Regions from separate parts of the Homo sapiens genome. Here region 1 is linked to region 2. The links are chromatin contacts, found by Hi-C or POLR2A ChIA-PET in ENCODE. All regions are on one chromosome and are shown on one strand. The core of a region is the stretch at or near the end of the contact, and the rest is flanking DNA. Distances in the headings are between cores, read along the strand shown.

Evidence for each region. Hi-C counts contacts between places; a loop is a spot of excess contacts on that map. ChIA-PET counts read pairs that join two places held with the same protein, here RNA polymerase II (POLR2A). Pooled maps may share reads with other maps.
Region 1: a map of IMR-90 shows a loop between it and region 2 (16-fold over the local background). The contact joins the promoter of PPP1R26 here to the promoter of OLFM1 in region 2. A Hi-C loop is called at or near these places in 4 of 168 maps with a recorded cell type or tissue (HCT116, IMR-90, chondrocyte and 1 more) and 12 of 50 pooled maps. POLR2A ChIA-PET finds 5 or more read pairs at or near these places in 1 of 52 experiments (WTC11).

The regions. Positions count from the first base shown.
Region 1 is chr9:135,478,447-135,481,332 of GRCh38, forward strand. PPP1R26 (protein phosphatase 1 regulatory subunit 26) reads left to right here and starts at 1,336. Exons shown (of 4, transcript NM_014811.5): 1 at 1,336-1,576. RefSeq lists silencers at 1,858-1,917, 1,928-1,977.
Region 2 is chr9:135,086,387-135,089,206 of GRCh38, forward strand. It overlaps OLFM1 (olfactomedin 1), which reads left to right and starts at 1,282. Exons shown (of 6, transcript NM_001282611.2): 1 at 1,282-1,753. The coding sequence starts at 1,604. RefSeq lists enhancers at 1-442, 443-1,303, 1,938-2,742, 2,743-2,820.

The sequences.
Region 1 (2,886 bases), core at 86-2,585, 390 kb after region 2:
GGCCCGCCGGCCTCTTCTAGGGATTTGCCCGCAGGAAATGCTCAGAGCCGCTCTAAGGAGGCATCATGAAAGCTGTTCACCACAGCACTGTTTTAAAAACTGTGAAGCAGCATGCCAAAACCTTAACAGCCCATGTCTCTGGGAAGTCACCTTATTAATTAGATCATCTCCCCAAAGTTTGGTAATGAAAGAGTATTATTTCATGAGAAAAAAAAAATTGCTTTTTGAAAAAATTCACGAAGGCATTAAAACAATTCTTTAATGGGTTTCCTGACCCAAAACTGGCCCTCCAGCTTCCCAGGCTGGCATGACTAGAAGCACCCCTCCAAGGCAAGTCTCTGATTTTGATCCTATCAAATCTCTGACACTTTCTAGACAGGAACCGAACCCACAAATTCATCTCCCAGACACGTGTGGATCAGGGCCCAGGGGGCTTACAGAAGCAGCGCGGTGCCCCTGCGCACCATCTGCCCCTTCCACGAGTGGGCGCTGAGGGAGGATCCAGTCGGGTCTGCCCGTTCCCCGCCGCCCGGGGATGCTGAGCACACCCGGGCCACCGCCAGCCTCGGGCACACACCCTGGACCTTTTATAAAACAAAACTGGGAAGACTTTCAAGGTCACATGGTCAGTGCACAGCAGAAGCAGAAACAGCAGCGGCCTCAAGGTCCGGGGCAGTTCCTAGAAACTGTTCCCTCCCCCGAACCTGGCGGCAGGTGTGCTCGAGGAGCCGCCGCCCCGGGCAGGTCGTGCGTCCACTCCCCGCCGCAAGCTCGGGTGGGGCAGCCGCGGGGACACGCGGGGGCCGCCCCCGACCCCGGCCCAAGGCTGTGGGGCTGGAGGGGCGGGCGGGCCGGTCTCAGCCCGGAGCCCCGCGTGAACTTCGGGGAGGAACTCGGTTGGCGCCGGGGCCCCGCACGCTCCCTTCCCGCGGCTCCGAGCGCTTTCCCACGGCCACGCCCCCCGCGCCCAGAACTTCCCGGCGACCCCGCGCCCCCTGCGCGCCCCCCGGAGGTGGCCGCGGTACGGGAGGCGGGCAGCACGGGGCTCGGCCCGGCCCAAGCGCCTTCGCCCCGCACCCCGCGGAGGGGGCCGCGTCCGAACCGGGCGGGGCGGGGCGGGGGCGTCCCCGGGGCGCGGGCGCGGCGGCAGGTGGGCGCGCTCTCGCGGGCGGGGGTCCGGCCGGGCCGCGCGCCTCCCCCGGAACTCGGCCGTGCCATTCCCATGATGCCCAGCCACGGGCACGGCTTCCGGAGTGCGGCCGCCGCCGCCACCGTCCGGTAGGTCGCGGGGAGGGGGCGGCTTGGGGGGGTCGCCCCGCCCCCCGCCCCGCCCCTCCCCTCCCGCGCTTCCCACGGCGCGGCCCGGGCGCGGGGCGGCGGCAGCGGCGGCGCGCGGGGAGGCGGGGAGGCGGGGGGCCCGGCCGGACGCCCCTGCGCCCCCTCCCCGCGCCCCGGCCGAGGGCGGAGCGCGCTGGCCCTGCAGCCTCCGGCCCGCCCCCGGCCCGCCGCCTCCCCCGGGACGTGGGACGCGGGCGCAGGCGGGGTCCGCGCGGCGGGCGGCGGGGGACGGGCGGAGGTGAGCGGGTGCAGGGCCGGGGCCGGGGGGCTCGGGGGCTGGGAAGCTGGGGGGTCGGGGACAGGAGGGCCAGCCAGGCCGGGGCCGGCGCGCCGTGCAGGCCGCGGCGGGCGGGCGGCGGGGGCTCCCCGAGGCAGGCGGACGGGGATCGGCGCCGGGGCTGCTCCGTTCCCCGGGCGGGGATCCTGTCTCTGGCCTCCGTGCGACTCTCGGCCCGCGCGCCCCGCGCTCCTGGAGCCCCAGGTGAGGCGCAGGTGAGGGCCCGCGGTGGGGAGCTTTGGCCCGGCCCGGGGCGGCCGCTGCCCTCCGAGAATGGCCGCGGCCCGGCCGGCCTGGAGACTGCGGTTCACGCCCTGCGCCAGGCGGAGCTTCCGGGAGGGTGGCCGCTCTCCCGGGCCCCAAGCTCGCTAGTCCTCGGATCCCAGAAACATAACTCCGGGGGTGCAGACCTGCTTGGAGGCCCGGCCTCTTCCCTGGGAGGCGTTCACTCCCGCCGGGCCGAGGACCAGGTCGCCGATCCCAGCGGCTAGGGTGAGCGCGCCCTCGGGGAGGGGAGCTCCCTTGGGGGACCCTGCCCAGCCCGCAGGCCGTGAGTAGCCCAAGCTTGGGAGTCAGGGGAGGTCGGGCCGGGGCAGCCGGGAGGGGCTCACCTTGCCTTCAGTTCCCAAGCACAGGAAATGGCGGTGCAGCTTTGCTGGGGGACGCTTGTAGTGAGGTTGTAAAATTGCAGCTTCTGGAAGGCTGGGAGCTGAATTCTAGCCCACGCCCACTTCTGGGTGGCTGGAGCGGGTCCTCCTGCTGCCCCGCCCGCTCCTGCACCGGGGCTCCTCTCCCTGGCCTGCAGACCCTGGCCTCCCTACCCTGGGGGGAAACCCCACCTGGGAGGTAAGACCGCTGGCTGAGCTGCTTTTCGGCCAACCGAGAAATGTAGAGTATTTGGGGGCGTTTCTCACAGGTGGGCAGACTGTTAGGATGGCGAGGGCCCAGTGTGGGTGCTTTGGTTCTCTCCAGAAGGTTGATGTCTGGACCGAGAAGGTACCCGAGTGTTCTCCACCGCTTCCTAAAATCTGACACCGTGTGGCCTTGGGGTGCAGGTGCTGGGTGTCCCCACAGCCACCCTCAAGACCGTATCCTGAGGCAGCAATTTGACAAAGCCTGCACCTCTGGCTTGGGCCCACACCTATCTCTAAGGACTGATTAGGGGGCTTTTCTTGTTTTTTTTTTTTTTTTTTTTTTAGAGCCAGAGTCTCGCTTTGTCGCCCAGGCTGGAGTGCAATGGCTGATCTCGGCTCACTGTAATCTCCGCCTCC
Region 2 (2,820 bases), core at 32-2,531:
AGCTGAAGTCTCTTCAGCCGAGGACTGCGCACACAGAGAGAAAAGCCCCAGGAAGGCGTTGTTCCTCTCAGGCGGGCGCCAGGGAGGCGCGCTCCTTCCGGCCCGGCGTCCGTCTTTCAAATCCCATCCAGGAAGGGAGATTAATTTTCGCCCAGGCAGAGAAGAGTGTAGTGAGTGATCTGGAGGATTCTTTCCTTCCCAAATGGCTGGGAAAGCTTAATGGAAGGCCCCGGAGGAAGTGGCTTTCATCTCCGATTAGAAGCCTTCTGTAAATGCAAAAGCCCTATTAACGTGTTTGACCCAGTCAGGCCTGCGCTTCAGGTGGGACTGACACGCGTGAGTCCTGCTGCGGTCGCCGCAGAGGGCCGGGAAGAGGGGCAGCGTGCGCCACTTGCCCTGCCTCTGTGCCTGGGCGCCATGACTCGAGCGCCACCCCTGAGTCAGTAAGGACACCCCCCAACCCACACCCCTCCACCACAGACCCCAGTCCCCGCCCCACACACCCACCTCCCCAACACCAGGTTCATGGGCGTGGTCCCTTCAGCTCCTGAGGTCCAGGCCTGAGCCCCAGACCTTATGCAGCTCCTGCCGGGTGTGCGCCCTCCCAGGGCCCTCACTGCGCACCGCGGGCCACGGCAGACCACCCCAGCCCCCGCCTTGCTGTGCAGGTGTCAGGAGTGCCGGTTGGCTCCCTTCCTCCCAAGCAAGGCCTTAGGGCACCGCGGCTGCCCTGGGATCGCAGGGGCGCCTTTAGCTCTCCACCGATGCCCCGACGCCCCCCTGGCGCTGGAGGCCCTCGCGAGTCTGGCTGCTTTTCGGAGCCTGCCCTGCCTGCTGGGTTTCAGGCGACGGCCCAGGCTGGCTGGGACCCTCGAATCACCGCGGAAAAGGGCTCCAGTAGGCAGGACGGCGCCGTCTCTCTGCCGGCAACCTTTGCCCCAAAGCGGACCCTCTGCGGGGATCGGAGAGGGATGCCCCGGCGTGAGGATGGGAGAAGCCCCGGGACGGGAGGGCCGCGGGCCGTGCCCCCAGCTGGAGTCCCCGCGCCGCCGCCGGGTATTTTATGATCTGGGGGTGGTGGTGTGTCCGTCTCCTCATGTCACCCTGATCCCAACTCCTGGGCGGACTGGAGTTTGCAGACCTCGCTGCCAGCAGCCAGGGGGCGGCGGGGAGCCGAGCGAGAGGAAAAATCCACCCATTTCCTGGGCGGATTGCGTCGGTCCCGCCCGGCCGAGCCCCGCCTCCCGGCCGCGGCCCCCGCGCGCAGCCCGCGCAGCGCTCAGAGCCGGACGGCGCTTCCCGGTGGCGGCGGAGGAGCCCGGAGGGACGCAGCCGGGCAAGGCAGGGCGCAGGGCGGGCGGCGCGAGGCGCAGGGCGCGGCGGGCAGAGGCCACCTGGCCACCTTCCCTGGCGCCCGGGGAAGGCGCGGCGATGGCCGGGGCGCGCGGGGCGGCGGCGGCGGCGGGCGGGCGGCGGCGGGCCGAGGGGGCGCGGGGACACAGCCAGGCGCCCCTGCCCGCCGCGGTGCCCGCCGCCTGAAGGCCGCCTGGGCGCGGGAGCCGGTGCCAGCTCGGAGCGGGCGCTGGAGGCAGCTCGAGGCGCGATGTCGGTGCCGCTGCTCAAGATCGGGGTCGTGCTGAGCACCATGGCCATGATCACTAACTGGATGTCCCAGACGCTGCCCTCGCTGGTGGGCCTCAACACCACCAAGCTCTCGGCGGCCGGCGGCGGGACGCTGGACCGCAGCACCGGCGTAAGTGCGCCCGCCGGCCGCCTTGGCGCGGCTCCTCCTCCTCCTCCTCCTCCCCCTCCTCGGTCCGGAGCCCCGGGCTGGGCGGGCGCCGCGCGGGACCCGAGTCGCCCAGGGAGGCGGCGGGGAGCAGGGCGGGCAAGGGCAGGCGTCGCGGGCCGGCGCAGCGGTGGCGACCCTGCTCCCCGCTCCCCCAGCCTGGGCCACTCCATCTCCGCCCGCGCGCCCCTGGGGCGGCGTTTCCTTCGTCTGGGCCCCTCGCCGCGGGGCCGGGGGAGCTTGGTGGGTTCTCGGAGGCTTGGAGTCCTGGGTCAGTAATCATGAGCCCCCCATTGAAAAGGTTAGGAAACTAAGGCTGGGGACTTGGGGACTTGTCCAAGGTCACACTCAGCGAGTGAGGGGTGGAGCCGCCGCTAGACCCTAGTCTGGGCTCGGTCCAGCGGGGACTGAGCCCGCCCTAGTTTGTAAAAGCCAGACTGGCCGGACCGGGCTGGGAGTGGGGCCCCAGCCGGTGGGCTCCGGAGCTCCTGCCCGCGCCTGCATTCCCAAAGTCCCAAGGCGCCCTTTCCTCCCCAGTCCATAGGAGGGTTTGTTCCTTCTCCTCCGAGGACGGTGCCGAGGGGCTTGGGTGGGGCCCCTGGGAGCCTGCCCTTGGGCGCTCACCCCCTCGCCTTTGCCTTCGTCTTCTGCGCGCACCCCTCCCTCCTGGCCTCTGAAATTGAAATCGCGTCTCCCTCTCGAGCCTAGCGGGAGGGGAACCGTGGCCGGGGCTGCTTCTGGGCAGAGCTGACTTAGATGGCTGAGCGAGGCTGAGCTGAAACCGCCACCCGGAGGGCCGCGCGGGGAAGGGGCCGCTGCCGGGAAGGCGCGCCCCAGACCACTGGCCCTTTAGGCTGAAAGGAGAGGTGAAGGACGTGAGTCTCCCTCCCTCTCTCTTTTTGCTGCCAGGGGTTTAGTGCCCTGCGAAGAGGGCTCCGTGGTGTGGCTCCCTCCTAAGACCCCTCTTGAGGCCGCCCTCCCTGCTCCTTCAGGAATCGGAGGGCGATTCCTCCATGATGACTTTGTTCCGG